Regions from separate parts of the Homo sapiens genome. Here region 2 is linked to region 1. A link is an interaction called in ENCODE POLR2A ChIA-PET data of the cell type or tissue named here. Cell type or tissue: GM12878. All regions are shown on one strand. Each heading gives the region's core, and the rest is flanking DNA. Links, peaks and the distances in the headings are about the cores only.

What was found. Peaks named below come from ENCODE experiments on the same cell type or tissue, not always from the same donor. Only the 100,000 strongest peaks of a DNase experiment are listed, where the experiment ranks them.
Region 2: POLR2A ChIA-PET joins it to region 1 with 5 read pairs; 2 of 35 experiments call an interaction of 5 or more read pairs at or near these places.

Annotation. Positions count from the first base shown.
Region 1 is chr5:131,624,064-131,632,405 of GRCh38, reverse strand. The region is part of intron 1 of RAPGEF6 (Rap guanine nucleotide exchange factor 6); the gene reads left to right. Among named protein-coding and RNA genes, the nearest start is that of RAPGEF6, 7.0 kb to the left of the region's middle. In GM12878, for the core only: no CTCF peak of the experiment used is centred there; no DNase peak of the experiment used is centred there; H3K4me3 peaks cover 3,684 bases.
Region 2 is chr5:131,349,941-131,358,282 of GRCh38, reverse strand. The region is part of intron 2 of CDC42SE2 (CDC42 small effector 2); the gene reads right to left. Among named protein-coding and RNA genes, the nearest start is that of CDC42SE2, 90 kb to the right of the region's middle. RefSeq lists enhancers at 151-240, 261-310, 331-410, 501-550 and a silencer at 4,062-4,360. In GM12878, for the core only: a CTCF peak has its summit at 400; no DNase peak of the experiment used is centred there; H3K4me3 peaks cover 458 bases; H3K27ac peaks cover 1,652 bases.

The DNA of each region.
Region 1 (8,342 bases), core at 16-8,015:
AGATGATTTTTGATCAAAGACTTGATGCATGTGATGGCATTAACTATAGGGGTATATGGAGAAAGTGCTTTCCCAGCAAAGGGAGCAATCGTTGCAAAGGCCCTATGTTGAGAGCATGTTTTGATGCATTCCAGAAATAGCAAGCAGCTTTGTGTGACTGGAGAAGGGTGAACAGGTGTGAGAGTAGTAAGAGATGAAGGAGGAGTGGAGATAATGATGCATAGCATAGGGCACATCCTATTTGACTTTTCAGTGAGGGGGAGCACTGAAAGATTTTGAAGCAGAGGAGTGATATTGACCTACTTAACCTTTTTTTTTTTTTTTTTTTTTGAGACAGAGTCTTGCTCTGTCACCCAGGCTGGAGTGCAGTGGTGCAGTCTGGGCTCACTGCAATCTCTGCCACCTGAGATCAAGCGATTCTCCTGCCTCAGCCTCCTGAGTAGCTGGGACTACAGGTGTGTGCCAACACGCCCGGCTAATTTTTTGTGTTTTTAGTAGAGATGGGGTTTCACCGTGTTAGCCAGGATGGCCTCAATCTCTTGTCCTCGTGATCTGCCCGCCTTGGCCTCCCAAAGTGCTGGGATTACAGGCGTGAGCCACCACGCCTGGCCTACCTTTTTGTTTTTAAAGAGGGTCTCACTATATTGCCCAGTCTGGTCACTAATTTCTGGGCTCAACAGATTCTCCTGCTTCAACCTCCCAAGTAGCTGGAACTACAGGCATGTGCCACTACACCTGACTACCTTACTGGGTAGTCTCCTGGCTGCTGTGTTGAGAATAGACTGTAGGTGTTTAAGGGCAAAAGCAGGAGGTTAACGGCTGTTATTGCATAAAATCAGGTTAGAGATGATGGTCACTCTGACTAAAGTGATAGTGATAGTAATGGAAGTGGTGAGAAGTGGTTAAGTTTTAGAAATATTTTGTAGGGTTAGCCAACAGGATTTGCTAATAGATCAGATGTGGACCTTGAGGAAAAGAGAAGAATCAAGCATGACTTCAAGGTTTTTGGCCTAAATAACTGGAGTGTTGGAGTTATTGTCAGAGAGGTTTGAGCTGCCATCAGCGAGATGGGAAAAGCTGCAGGAGGAGTAGGTTTTAGGGGCAAGATCAGAAATTCAGTTTTGAACATGTCAAGTTTGAAATGTCTGTTAGAAATGAGTAAGAGGTTGCATATACAAATTTGTATTACTAAGAAGCCTGAGCTGGAGATAACAATTTTATAGTCATCAGTTTATAGATATTGAAAGTCATGAGACTGGGTAAAATTACCAAGTAGTGAGTGTACGTAGAGAATAGAAGAGGACCAAGGACAGTGAGTACCATGGGACATGAGATCAGTATAAGGTCGGGGAGAAGAGTAGAAATCAGCAAAGGAGAATGAGTGGAAGCAAACAGTGCAGTAGGAGAAAAACCGAGAGAGTGGTGGTGCCCTAGAAGCCAAATTAATAAGCTGTAAAATAGAAGGGGATAAAATTATTTGTTTGGCTTATTTTTCCTTGAATACCTACTGGGTGCAAAGCGTTGTGAAAAATATACAAAGGGATGAGAATTAGTATGTTGAAATCATTTGTTTGCATCGTGTAATTGATGAGTAAATAATGAGTAAAGAACTCCTTGTGTTTCTGGGACAAAATGAATGGTTCCTTTATTTTGAACCATCTGTCGTCCTTAGGTGAAACTATCAACTCAGGCATAATCCTAGTGAGCCAGACATCAAGTACAGACACATGTTGTAAAGTGTGCCATTTAGATATCTTTCTAACACAGTGTGTGTGTGAGAGATTTCTCCTACTTATAGATTCAGCTTCCACAGAACATTGTCTTTCCTGAGCTAGTTCTTTCTCAATTTGCAAAGATATTCTTATGGAAAATTTCAGACTTAAATACTCCATGGACAATTAAGTGCACTAAAACAACAAAAACTGTTAAGGTACAGACATACCTCCCAGATACTGCAGGTTTGGTTCCAGACTACTGCAGTAAAGCCAATATCCCAATAAAGTGAGTCACGTGAATTTTATTTCCTAGTGCACATAAAAGTTGTTTACACATATAGTAGTTTATTGTGTGTGATAGCCTTATGTCTAAAAAAAGATATATGCCTTAATTTAAAAATACTTTATTGCTAAAAAATACTAACCAGTCATCTGAGCCTTCAGCTAGTTGTCATCTTTTAGCTGGTGGAGGGTCTTGCCTTAGTGTTGATAGCTGCTGCTGACCAATCAGGGTGGTAGTTGCCGAAGATTGGGGTGGCTGTGACAGTTTCTTAAAATAAGACAATGAAGTTTGCCACATCAATTGACTTTCTTTCATGAAAGATTTCTCTTTAGCATGTGATGCTGTTTGATAGCATTTTACCTACAGTAACTTCTTTCAAAATTGGTGTCAGTCCTCCCAAATTCTGCTGCTGCTTTATCAACTAAGCTTAAGCTTATGTGGTATTCTAAATTCTTTGTTGTCATTTGAACAATATGTACATCATCTTCACCAGGAGCAGGTTGTCTCAAGAAACCACTTTTTTTACTAATGCATAAGAGGCAGCTTCTCATCTACTCAAGTTTTATCATGAGATTGCAGCAATTTAGTCACACCTTCAGGCTCCATCTTCATTTCTTTTTTTTTTCTTTCCTTTTTTTTTTTTTTCTTTTTCTTTGAGACAAGATCTCATTCTGTTGCCCAGGTTGGAGTGCAGTGGCGTAATCACAGCCCACTGCAGCCTCTACTTCCCAGGCTCAAGTGACCCCACCTCAGCCTCCTGAGTAGCTGGTACTACAGGTGCATGCCATCATGCGTGGCTGATTTTTTTTTTTTTTTTGTAGAGACGAGGCCTTGCTATGTTGCCCAGGTTGATCTTGAACTCCTGGGCCCAAGCAATCCTCCCACCTTAGCCTCCCAAAGTGCTGGGAGCCAGCCCAGGCTCTATTTCTAATTCTAGTTCTCTTGCTATTTCTACCACACATGCAGTTGCTTCCTTCACTGAAGTGTTGTACCCTTCAAAGTCATTCATAAAGGTTGGATTCAACCTCTTTCAAACTCCTGTTAGTGTTGATATTTTGACCTCCTCCCATGCTTCACAATTTTTTTTTTCTTTTAAGTGATAGTCTCAATACATTGCCTGGACTGGTCTTGAACTCCTAGGCTCAAGTGATCCTCCCACCTCAGCCTCCCAAAGTGTTGGGATTACAGGCGTGAGTCACCATGCCTGGCCCACAGATGGTTTTAATGGCATCTGGAATGATGAATCATTTCAAGACAGTTTTCAATTTTCTTTTCACAGATCTGTTAGGGAATCACTGTCTATGTCAGCTGTAGCTTTATGAAATGTGTTTCTTAAATAACAAGACTTGAAGGTTGAAACTTTTCCTTGATCCATGGGCCACAGAATGGATGTTGTATTAGCAGGCCTGAAAAAAATCACTAATCTCCTTGTGTACCTCCATCTGAGCTCTTGAGTGACAAGATGCATTGTCAGTGAGTAGTAGTATTTTGAAATGAATCTTTTTTTCTGAGCAGTGGGTCTCATCAGTGGACTTAAAATATTCATTAACCCATACTGTAAACAAACGTGCTGTCATTTAGGCTTTGTTGTTTATTTACTGAGCACAGGCAGAATAGATTTAACATAATTCTTAAGGGCCTTAGGGTTTTCAGAATGGTAAATGATCATTGGCTTCAACTTAAAGTCACCAGCTGCATTATCCTCTAACAGGAGTCAGCCTGTCCTTTGAAGCTTTGAAGCCAGGCATTGATTTCTCCTCTCTAGTTATGGAAGTCTTAGGTGGCATCTTCTTCTGATATAAGGCTGTTTTGTCTACATTAAAAATCTGATTTTTAGTGTAGCCACCTTCATTAATTATCTTAGCTAGATCTTCAGGATAACTTACTTTTTATGTTAGTGGAGGTGGCTTTTTTTCGTAAACTTCATGAACCAACTTCCACCAGCTTCAAACTTTTCTTCTGCAGCCATCTCATCTCTCAACCTTTTTAGAATTGAAAAGTTAGGGCCTTGCTGTGGATTAGGTTTTGGCTTAAGGGACTGTTGTGGCTGGTTTGATGGTTTATCTAGACCACTCAAACTTTCTCCATATCAGCAATAAGACTTTTTCACTTTTTTTTTTTAAATCATTTTTTTGTTCACTAAAGTAGCACTTTTAATTTTCTCCATGTGCCTTTTCTTTGCATTCACAACATGGCTAACTGTGTGGTGCAAGAGGCCTGGCTTTGGGCCGTTGTTAGCCTTCCTAAGTTTAATCATTTCTAGCTTTTGATTTAAAGTGAGAGATAGGTGACTCTTTTCACTTGAACACTTAGGGGCCATTGTAGGGTTATTAATTGGCCTAATTTCCGTATTGTTATGTCTCAGGGAATAGGGAGGCCCCAAGAGAGGGAGATAGAGAAGGTGGAACAGCCAGTGGAACAGTTGGAACACATACATCAGTTACGTTTGCCATCTTACATGGGCACAGTTTGTGGTGCCCCAAAACAATTACAGTAGTAACATGAAAGATTGCTGATCACAGGCCACCATAGCAAATATAATGAAAAAGTTTGAAATGTTGTGAGAATTACCAAAATGTGACACGGAGACATGAAGTGAGCATGTGCTGTTGAAAAAAATGGTGCTGTTGGACTTGCTTGATGCAGGGTTGTCATGAACCTTCAATTTGTATTTAAAAAAAAAGAAAACAACCCCACAATACCAGCCAAGCACAATAAAACAGAGTATGCCTGTACTTCTTTGCGTCATTATGCCAGAATTCCTTAAAGAAGCCACAGTCATAATTAGACCTTGAACTTGGCTGTTTCTCAGCTCAATCCACATTTAATACCATTCTTTATAACGTTCCTTTTTTTACTTCAGAATGAACTCCTTATATTTCCCTTAATGTTTATTTCCCTCTCAGTGCTTAATGCCATGATTTGCACATATTAAATGATGAATAAATATTTTACAAGCCAAAATTTGGAAATACATTTTGTAAAGTCATCATATGTTAAAAAGGTAGCACTTCGTATTCATTGGAACTGCTAACTTTTTGTTTCTTGGACAGTCTTACTCAGCAGCTTGGTTTCAGTTAGTTGTTATAGGCTAATGCCTCCTAGGATTATGTTTTCCAACTTATCCCCTAAATTTTATGTGCTTCAGCTTCATATATCAACCATCTTGTCCTCCAGGTTCTTCAACCACTTGTCCTAAATTGAGCCATCATTATTCCTCTTCCTTCATAATCTGTTGGCAGCTGGCCGAGTTGCTGTCTCTAGGAATTTGTATTATTTCTCTTCATTCCTCATAGATGCAACTTGCCACTAAACTTTGTCCCCTGAATCTTTTTATTTGCCCTTTTCTTACAAGTTTTACTACTCTAATTCAGTCTGTTTTATTGTTTCTACCCCCAAATTATTGCTTGAGTCATTGAGTCTTGCTGCTAGAGTGATCTTCCTCTCAGATCTGATTATGTTCTACTCTTGCTCAGAATTTTATTTCCTATATTTCCTAGGTATAGATTAACAATATGTTGTTCAAATCATTTTTGTGAATTAAAAGAGAAGCTGTTAATATTTATTTCAGAGTAACAGGTTAAAGAGGGACTGTCCCGCTTAAACTGAGATATGGTTACCTCACCCAGATGATAACATTAATTTGTACATTCATTTAAGAAATAATATATCTGATATATTAAAAACCAAGGTTGTAGAGAGGAGTTAGACATGGTCCCTATTCATCAATGACTTGGGAGACATAAGAAAACATAAATGTAATAAATGTTTTAGTTATTAGTGACAAAGGTATGAGTAGGGCTTTGGGATTGCAAGATGGGGAAGGGAACAAGCTTCATGGGGGAGCATTGAATTCCCAGTGTTAAATGTCATGAATTGATTTCTGGATGATCAAGAGAGGTCATTCCAAGCAGAGAGGCAGGAGCAAAAGTACTGATGATGGCAAGCCATGTATACTTGTAGAATAAGAAGCCAATCTGTAAGTCTAGAGCAGGCATTCCCGTTGGAAGTGATATCGCTCCCAAAGATGCAAAAATTGCCTTTTATGGGAGTGGGAAAAAAAATCACAGCTATTGGTATGGTTTGTGGCCCTCTAAAACTCAGCCCTAAACTGACAGTGTCTTATTCTTTAGTATTTAATTAGAGATGGGGCAGTGCTTACGAAAAATTGTCTGAAAGGTTCTTTGGGAGGGGATGAAAATGAAAAAAAGGTTGCAGAACACTGGGGCTAATGTCTAGGATGTTTGGGGATGATGGTACATGATGTGAGATGTTTAATGATGAAGCTGGACGTACTAGCAGGGTTTGGATAATTTCAGAAATTTGGACTCCATCTTATAAATAAAGGAGAAAGAACCGTTGCAGGGTTTAAAGCCTGGAAATAAGATCAGTTTTATAAAGACTACTATGTGAGCATTTTGGAGATGTAATTGAGTGGGGAGGAGCAGACTAGAGACAGGGAGGCTTATAGGTATACAGGTAGACTGGACATGTATTTTATCCAAACTGGGATATTTTCCATGTGAAAGGTAAGACTACTAGTGATTATACTAAGATAATATGGAAACCAAGAAGTATGGTTTTTTTTTTTTTTTTGAGACGGAGTCTCTGTCACCCAGGCTGGAGCGCAGTGGCGCTATCTCGGCTGACTGCAAGCTCCACCTCCCGGGTTCACACAATTCTCTTGTCTCAGCCTCCCGAGTAGCTGGGACTACTGCCGCTCGCCACCATGCCTGGCTAATTTTTTTGTATTTTTAGTAGAGACGGGGTTTCACCATGTTAGCCAGGATGGTCTCGATCTCCCGACCTCGTGATCCACCCACCTCGGCCTCCCAAAATGCTGGGATTACAGGTGTGAGCCACCGTGCCCAGCCACCAAGAAGTATGTTTTGTTGTTAGAAACAAATACAGTAGTTCAGGTGTGAGATAAGGTCCTGGACCCAGTGGTGGCAGCAGTTAAGTGGGATAGTGAGGTATTAAGGAGGTAGAATTGGCCCAACCTGGTCACTGGTTGGAAAGATAATTTCTCCTCCTCCCCCAGACTTTTTTGAAAAACTTTGAAATGAACTATAAAACATAAAGTCCATATGCCCTAAATATACATTGGCAGATGATTAATTTGTTTTGTTTGTTTGTTTGTTTTTTGAGACGGAGTTTCTCTCTTGTCTCCCAGGCTGGAGTGCAGTGGCACAATCTCAGCTCACCGCAACCTCTGCCTCCCGGGTTCAAGGGATTCTCCTGCCTCAGCATCCCAAGTAGCTGGGATTACAGATGCCTGCTACCACACCTGGCTGATTTTTGTATTTTTAGTAGAGACAGAGTTACACCATGTTGGCCAGGCTGGTCTCGAACTGCTGACCTCATGATCTGCCCGCCTCGGCCTCCCAAAGTGCTGGGATTACAGGTGTGAGCCACTGCACCCATGCCCGGCTACTTTTTGTATTTTTAGTAGAGACGGGGTTTCTCCTTGTTGGTCAGGCTGGTCTCGAACTCCCGACCTCAAGTGATCTGCCCGCCTCGACCTCCCAAAGTGCTGGGATTACAGGCGTGAGCAACTGCGCCCAGCCATTGCCAGATTAATTTTTACAAACATATTTTACTGTGTGTATCATGATACAGAATACAGATAAAGAATATTACCAGCACTCCAGAAATTTCCCCTTTTTCCTTCTCAGTCTCCCAAAGGAAACCACTCTTCTGGTTCTGTCATTGCAGATTTTTTTCTTTGTGCCTTTGAACTTAATTTGAGTGGAGTGTTTTTGTTTGTTTGTTTGTTTGTTTGTTTTGTTTTTAAAGACAAGGTCTTGCTGTGTTGCCCAGGTTGGCCTCCAGCCCCTGGGCTCAAGCAATTTTCCCAAGTAGCTGGGAGTACAGGTGTATACCACCATGCCCAGCTCATTGTAAGTATTCTTTCTGGCAGCCAAGAGGACTATGAAGCTACCTTGGTTCTTTGCATTTTGCCTTTGTATTGGACTTTTAACCTCCTCTCTTGGGGCTTTCCTTGCTAGTCATCTGATTATCTATCCTTTATATCCTGACACTAAAATCTCTTCTGTTTCTGTGCATTGCATAGGATGGGAACAGTATGGTAACGGTGTCACTGGCCTTTGAATTTTGCATTTGGACAAGCCTACTTCAAATCTGGACTCCAGTTCTGAGAATTTGACCATAGGCAAGTTATCTAACTTCTCTAGGATTGAATATCTTTTTGGGATTCTTGTGTGGACCAAATGAGATAATATATGTGAAATAATTAGCAAAGTATCTTGATAATAAACAGTAAATGATAGCCTACATATTAGCTGACTATTTTCTCTGTCTGGAAAACCATCCTCTGGCCTGGT
Region 2 (8,342 bases), core at 177-8,176, 270 kb after region 1:
CTTTAGCCTGAAGTTATGATGAAGTGGGTTTATATCACTTGCAGACTACTACAATAGTCAAGTTAAGATGTCCAATAGACAGTTTGATATATAAATCTGAAGCCAAGGAGAAGTTTTGCAATCATCAGATTATGACTAAAGCAATGAATGATCTCTAGGCAAAACGGTATCATGACAAGCAAAGTGTGCTCAACAGAGTCCTCTGAGTAAGAACAGCATTTAAATCATAGGTAGAAAAAGAGAAGTCTACTAAGGAGGTTTGGGTGTTACCAGAATTAGAAGAGGAAAATCCGTTAAATGTGGTGTCACTGGAGCCTGTTTCAAGGAGAAAGTGGGTGGCAGTATTAACTGCCACTGAGATAGGAAAGACTGAGGACTATTCCTTAGACTGTGCAGCAAACACAGTGTGGCGCTGGCAACAGCAGTTTCAGTAAAGTAGTGTGGGTAGACATCAGATTACAGGAGGTTAAGTGAGTGAAAGGAAAGCAGCAGAGTCAACAAGTGTAGACAATGTTTGCAAGAAAAATGGATATAAAGTTTAAAAAGTAGAGTGGTAGAATGAAGAAAATGAGCCTTCCTTGAAATGAAAAGATCAAAGACTAAAGATGTATCAATTTGACTGTGTTCAAAGAGATGTTAACATTTTTGTCCCAAATGGCGAAATATAAATCACTTATTTGTAAATTCTGGAAAGAGACCTCACACATTTATAAGCTTTGCCAACTATAGATCAGTAACAACCACATTACAGGATCACAGAGTCCTGAACATTAAGTGAAATTAAATTCCTCCCTTTTGCTTTTTCCAAAGCCACGACTCTAAACCTGGAAAGACAGAAGTGACGGTGATTTTTGTAGCTGTACAGATAAAGATGTAATGTAAAGTTAAGGCACACACCCTCAGTGTCACAAATCTGGGTAGTATAACAAGGCATGAATTCAGGACCCTGATTCTACAGTCCAGAGGACAAGTCCTCTAACATACAGGAAAATAACATGTTAAGATTTAAGCATACATCCAAGGAATATCAAAAGAAAGAAAAGTTTACATTTTTGCCATTAATTAAAATTCAGAACCTGGAATGTTTATTTAAGCAGAGATGAACATTCCTTATCTTACCCAAACTCTAAATCAAGGAAGTGGCAGTCTTTGGCCAATGAATTGGGTAAATACTGTGAAGTTTTATAAGCTCAAAGAATAGTATCACTTATTTCCTCCATCCAATCCTCTTAGCAGGAATATAAGAGAAAAGGCTTAAATATACAGTCTCATGAACATTATTTCAGTGCTGCTATTTAATAAGTTTAATTTCACCCTGGATCAAAAATCTTGCCCATTAAGAAGCCTTTGTGAAATTAAAAAAAAAATTTTTTTTCAGATAGGGTCTCACTGTGTTGCCCAGGCTGGAATGCAGTGGCATGATCACAGATCACTGCAGCCTTGACTTTCTGAGCTCAGGTGATCCTCCTGCCTTAGCCTCCCAAGTAGCTGGGACTACAGATGTGTGCTGCCACACTTTGCTAATTTTTTATTTTGTGTAGAGACAGGGTCTCACTGTTTTGCCCAGGCTGAGCTCAAACTGCTGAGCTCACACTTCAGCCTCCCAAAGTGCTGGCATTATAGACATGAGCCACCGCACCTGGCCTAAAGTACAATAACTTCTATTGCTACATATTTCCATTTAGATAATGGATCTGCTAAAATATATTTTCAAACCAAGAAGATGTTTGCAATTCCATGGATTTTTATTTAAGTAAATATATGGATCTTAAAATGTTTCAGACATGCTTTGGAATGTGATATCAATACATCTTCTATCTTCTTGCTTTTCTAAACAAATTTCCTTTTTTTAGAACAGGTTTCTAAAGTATATATATGTAAAACATATTTACATATAAACACCTTCAAGGAAGTATTGAATTCTTCACAAGAAACTTCAACACTGCCACTAATAACTATACTAATAGTTACTTTCACTTCTTGAGCTGAAAGCTGCTTAAAACATGACCATTTTAAAAACCTATACTTTTTGAAATCTTTAGATAACAGAAGGAGAGTCATTTTACAATAACATCAACATATAAACTTGGCTTTAAATACAGCTCAGCAAATTCCACACATAACTAAGGGGTCAGACTGGTCTACAGCACAAGAGAGTATTTTAACAACCTCATAGATTCATAAGACATAAGATTTTAGAAAGGGAAGGGACTTTTAAAGAGAACATCATGGAACTTGGTCATTAAATAGCTTATCCAAGGCGACTTAGCTAGTGAGCTTCCTTAAATTTGCTTACAAATGAGACTGACATGAGTAGAAAAGTGCAATAGTATTCTGTACTCAAAATATTATCCACTATCAGTTCCCCTCCTCCTTTTTGCCACCTAAATCAAATGCTACAGATACCAGCCTCCTACCTGCATGAAGTTTTGCTGCTGACAACTTAATGAAGTTAAACTCCAACATCCTACCCGCAATTTAATACAAATGCTTTTTAGGTCAACTTCCAAAGAAAAATAATAATGTTTTGATGTGAAAAACTAGACAGTGGGGCATGTCAGGTAACTAGGTTTTTTTTTTTAATCTAAAATATCTTAACTCAGTTCAGGTATTAAGTACGCTCAGTTTGTGTGAAACTTAAAAAATTCAGAATTTGGACTTTGAAATAAAAGATCTGTGACAGTTATAGCACTAATTTTTTAGAAATGTTAGTTCAGGCAAGTGACAAGCTCTATCACTCTGTTCCCTCCCTCCCTCTCTCCCTCTCTTCTCTCTCTTCTCTTTCTCTCTCTCTTTCTTTTTTTTGAGACAGAGTTTCAGCTCTGTTGCCCAGGCTGCAGTGGAGTGGAGCAATCCTGGCTCACTGCAGCCTTGACCTCTCGGGTTCAAATGATCCTCCCACCTCAGCCTCCGAAGTAGCTGGGACTACAGGTACATGCCACCACATTTGGCTAACTTTTGAACTTTTTATAGAGACAGGGTCTCACTATGTTGCCCAGGCTTACCCTCAGTTTTCTTAGTTATAAAATGAAATACTGCATTGCCATTTCACAGGTCTGAAATGAGGATTAAGTTAGCTAATATATATGAAAGTACAGTATATATTATAAAGAGCATACAGGTTGAATATCCCTTTTCCTAAATGCTTGGGACCAGAAGTAATGTAGATTTCAGATTTTCTTGTAGTTTGAAATACTTGCTTTATACTTATCCTACTGAACACCCTAAATCTGAAAAATTTGAAATCCAAAATGCTCCAGTGAACATTTCCTTGGACCATGTCAGTATTCAAAAAATTCTGGCTGGGCACAGTGGCTCACACCTGTAGTCCCAACATTTGGCGCAGCTGAAGCATGAGGATTGTGTGAAGCCAAGAGTTCGAGACTAGCCTAGGCAACATAGCAAGACCTCATCTCTACAAAACAATTTAATTTAATTTAAATTTTAAATTTTTTTTTACGTTTTGGACTTTGGAGCATTTCAGATTTCAGATTTTTGGATTTGGATGCTCACCTTGTATTGATATAAGATGCTTTTTTGTTACGAGAATTAAAATGGCAAAATAGCATTATTCTGCTATAGCAAAAACAGGTAATTTGCTGCAAACTTTGAAGAAACAGCCTAAAATCTATCTAGAAAAAAATGAAGAAAATGAAAAAAGGTGAATTATGGTTTTACACAAAACAAAATGAATGACAGCTTCAGGCAACACAGATGATTCTCACATGGCGAGATAAGAAACATGACACAATATACATGCAATGATTTCTGTGAATTTCAAAAACAATTTAAACTATTTTGTTTAGAGATGCATACATACATATAAAATTAAAGCAAGGAAACTTATAATTAAAGTCAGGAGAATGGTTACCTCTAGGCCTGAGGGCAAGGATTACAAATAGGAAGAGGTGCTTATGGGCTCCTGGAATGCTGACAGTGTTCCACTTCTTGACCTGGGTGGTAGCTACACAGGTATTTGCTTTATAATTATTTGTTAAATAATACATGTATCCACTATGCAATTTTATTTTATTTTATTTTTTTTGAGACAGGGTCTTGCTTTGCTGCCCAGGCTAGAGTGCAGTGTCGCAATCTCAGCTCACCGCAACCTCTGCCTCCCAGACTCAAACCATCCTACCCTTAATCTTCCAAGTAGCTGGGACTACGGGTGTGTGCCATCATGTCCAGTTAATTTTTAAATTTTTTGTAGAGACAAGGTCTCACTATGTTGCCCAGGCTGGTCTCAAACTCCTGGGCTCAAGTAATCTGCCTGCCTCCTTCTCCCAAAATGCTGGGATTAGAGGCATGAGCCACAATGCCTGGCCACTATGCAATTTGTATGTATTTTTAAACGATAATTTTTTTTTTTTTTAGACAGAGTTTTGCTCTGTCACCGAGGCCAGAGTGCAGTGGCACAATCTCAGCTCACTGCAACTTCAGCCTCCCAGGTTCAAACAATTCTCATGCCTCAGCCTCCTGAGTACATGCTGTGACTATAGGCGCCCACCACCACGCCCAGCTAATTTTTGTATTTTTTTTAGTAGAGATGGGGTTTCACCATGTTGGCTAGGCTGGTCTCAAACGCCTGACCTCAAGTGATCCGCTGGCCTCGGCCTCCCTAAATGCTGGGATTACGGGCATGAGCCACCATGCCCAGCCTTAAATGACAAAAATTTAAATGAAATGTCAATTTAAAAAGTAGGCCGGGCATGATGGCTCAGACCTGTAATCCTAGCACTTTGGGAGGCTAAAGTGGGAGGATTACATGAGGCCAGGAGTTCAAGACCAGCATGGCCAATGCAGCAGAACCCCATCCCTACTAAAAATACAAAAATTAGCTGGGCATGGTGGCATGCACCTGTAATCCCAGCTACTCAGGTGGCTGAGGCACAAGACTTGCTTGACCTAAGGAGGTGGAGATTGCAGTGAGCTGGGATCATACCACTGCACTCCAGCCCGGGCAACAGAACAAGACCGTGTCTCCAAAAAAAAAAAAAAATTATTAATAAATACTGGGCCAGGCTTGTTGATTCACGCCTGTAATCCCAGCATTCTGGGATGCTGAGGCACAAGGATTGCTTGAGACCAGGAGTTCGAGACCAACCTAGACAACATGACAGAATTCCGTAACTACAAAAACATTTTAAAAATTAGCTGGGTGTGGTGGCAAGCACTTGTGGTATCAGCTACTTGGAAGGCTGAGTTTGGAGGATCACTAGAGCCCAGGAAGTCGAGGCTGCAGTACACCAAGACGCGCCACTGCAGTAAAGCCTGGGCACCAGAGTGAGACCCTGTCTCAAAAAAAAACTAACAATGAGCAGTTGATAATAATGAATTGAGGAAGATCAGAAGTGGAAATGCAAAACACAGAATTAAGTACGAGTGAACACCCTTGCTAGAAACTTTGGAAGAACTGGTAAAATTACTGGGGAAGGGGGTCTGAAGTTCCATCAGATGCCAAAGAGGTTTCTGTCAGAAATGCAAACATTAATCAATGACCAAATATAAATATCAATAAACCTTATTCATAGCTGTAGCAGCACTAAATCCGTCTCAAACTAGCTGAAACAGTTGATACTCACGTGTGGTACAACACCGTTTTGAAAAAAATTAACTTATTTTAAGATGATCTTTCAAACTATGTATTTATCACACAGCTACTTCTCTGTGGTTAATCGAAGTCCAAACCATTGTTCCCTGAACTCAGTTATAAAAGACTGAGGTAGGGATGCACATATAATTATCAAAATATGAGGGTTAATTTTTTCCTTATATTTAAAATGACTGATTACAGATTAGACTTTCCTATAGTTTCATGTAAATATAATTATACAGCATGCACTCTTTTTCACATCTGGCTTCTTTCATTCAGCATGTTTTTAAGATTTACCTATGTTGTCTCTATTAGTAAATTATTTTTTATTGCTAAGTAGATTTCCATTATATGGATATTATACAATCTGTTTACCCACCCATCTTTTGATGGATATTAATGTTTTTCCAGCTTTTTGGCTATTAAAAATAAAGCTGTTATATACTAAGTATGATTTTAACTTTATTAAGAAACTACCCACCAGTTTTCTAAACCAGTTTTACCACTTTGCATTGAGAGTTCCAGTTATTCCTTATCCTACCAACTCTTTGTACTATCAATCTTTTTAATTCTAGTCATCCTAGTGGGTGTACAGTAGTATCTTGCTGTGGTTTAAATTTGCACTTTTCTGATAACTGGTGATATTAAGTCTTTTCATGTGCTTCTTGGCCATTCATGTATTTTCTTTGGGTAAATATGTTCCAACCTTTTGCCCATTTTTAAATTCAGTCATCTTACTATGTTCTTCATATATTCTAGGTCAATCCTTTCTCCAATATATGCATAGTGAATATTTTGTCCTGGTCTTTGTCTACCGAACAACATCTTTCGAAGAGTTAAAGTTTTTAACTTTGATAATGTCTTATGCATAAGTTTTATCTCTTATGATTTGTGCTTTTTGGGTTCTAAAAATTCTTTCACATATCCCAAAGTTGCAAAGATAATCTGTTTCTTTTTCTAGACTTTTTAGCTTTTATTTTTATACCTATAATCTGTTTTTAATTAAATTTTAGTTTTTGACAGTATAAAGGCTATTTTTTAAAAAAATATGGATATCCAGTTGTTCTAGCTCATTTGCTGAAGATATCCTTTTCTTATCAGATTAATTTAGCACCTTTATTGAAAATCAGGGCTGAGGCCGGGCACGGTGGCTCACGCCTGTAATCCCAACACTTTGGGAGGCCAAGGCGGGCGGATCACAAGGTCAGGAGATCGAGACCATCCTGGCTAACATGGTGAAACCCCGTCTCTGCTAAAAATACAAAAAATTTGCTGGGCGTGGTGGCAGGCACCTGTAGTCCCAGCTACTCCAGAGGCTGAGGCAAGAGAATGGCGTGAACCCGGGAGGCAAAGCTTGCAGTGAGCCAAGATCATGCCACTGCACTCCAGCCTGGGCAACAGAGCGAGACTCCGTCTCAGGAAAAAAAAAAGGAAAATCAGGGCTGAGCTTGGTGGTTCACGCCTATAATCTCAGCACTCTGGGAGACCAAGGAGGGTGGATTGCTGGAGCTCAGGAGTTCAAGACCAGCCTGGGCAACTGGGCAGCAAAGTCCCGTCTCTACAAAAACTACAAAAATTAGCTGGGCATGGTTGCACACACCTGTAGTCCCAGTTACTTGGAGGGGCTGAGGCAGGAGGATCACTTGAGCCTGGGAGGTTGAGGCTGCAGTGAGCCATGACTGTAACACTGTACTCCAGCCTGAGCGACAGAGTGAGACCCTCTCTAAAAATAAAATAAAATAAAATAAAATAATTGAGTAACATTCAGTCTACTTCTAAGCTGATTATTGTATTGCACTTGTCTATTTGTCAATCCAATGCCAGTACCATTATAATAAGACTTAGAAGCAAGGTAGTCATTTGTCTTCCAATTATACTCTTTTTCAAAATTGCTTTTAGTTTTCTAGGTCCTTTGCATTTTCATACATATTTTAGAATCAGCTTGTTAATTTCTACCCAAAAAAAAGCCTCCTGTGATTCTGATTGGGACTGCATTTATTCTAAGAATTATATATTTATACGTAAGTCAAATTATATATACATATATATATACACACACACACACACACACACACACACACAAAATAAATTTTGTTGTATCACTTTTAACTTTGTTTATACCGTTCATATCAGGGCGTTAAAGCCTTATGTAGTCAAATGTCAATTTTCATAACAGATTAGTGGTTTTATCTTACTTAAGAAACATTTCTTTATCTCAGGATTATGAATCAATCATCCCATTATAGTTCTGTTAAGTTTTACTTCTGTAATTCAATTTTGACATTAATATTTTGTAGGGTGTGATTAGGTAATATTTCACAGTTTACTCAGGCTTTTTCTTTTTTTTTGTATTTTTATAAATTTAATAATATATGAAAATCATTATGAATTATACCACAGAAACTGCCAAGGAATTTAATTGTATACATGAGCGAGTAGGAAGGCTATTTTAATCTTTTTTTAAAAATGTCTAAATTATACGTTTCTTGTTGAAATGTTTAAAATTACCAAATTATTGCTCATTTGCTACATAGAAGGAAATGTATCTTAGGTCAAGTTGATTTACCACAAGGCCCTTGTACACATTAAACAAATATATTTGATTTTTTTAAATATATCTACTTTAAACTCAATTACTCTGTAATCTATGATGTTGACATTAATCAGGATATTCTACAAATAATTTATGTTCTCCTTATTCTTGATTAGTTCTAAATCAAGTTTTTTGTTTTCACAAATTCTATTTATT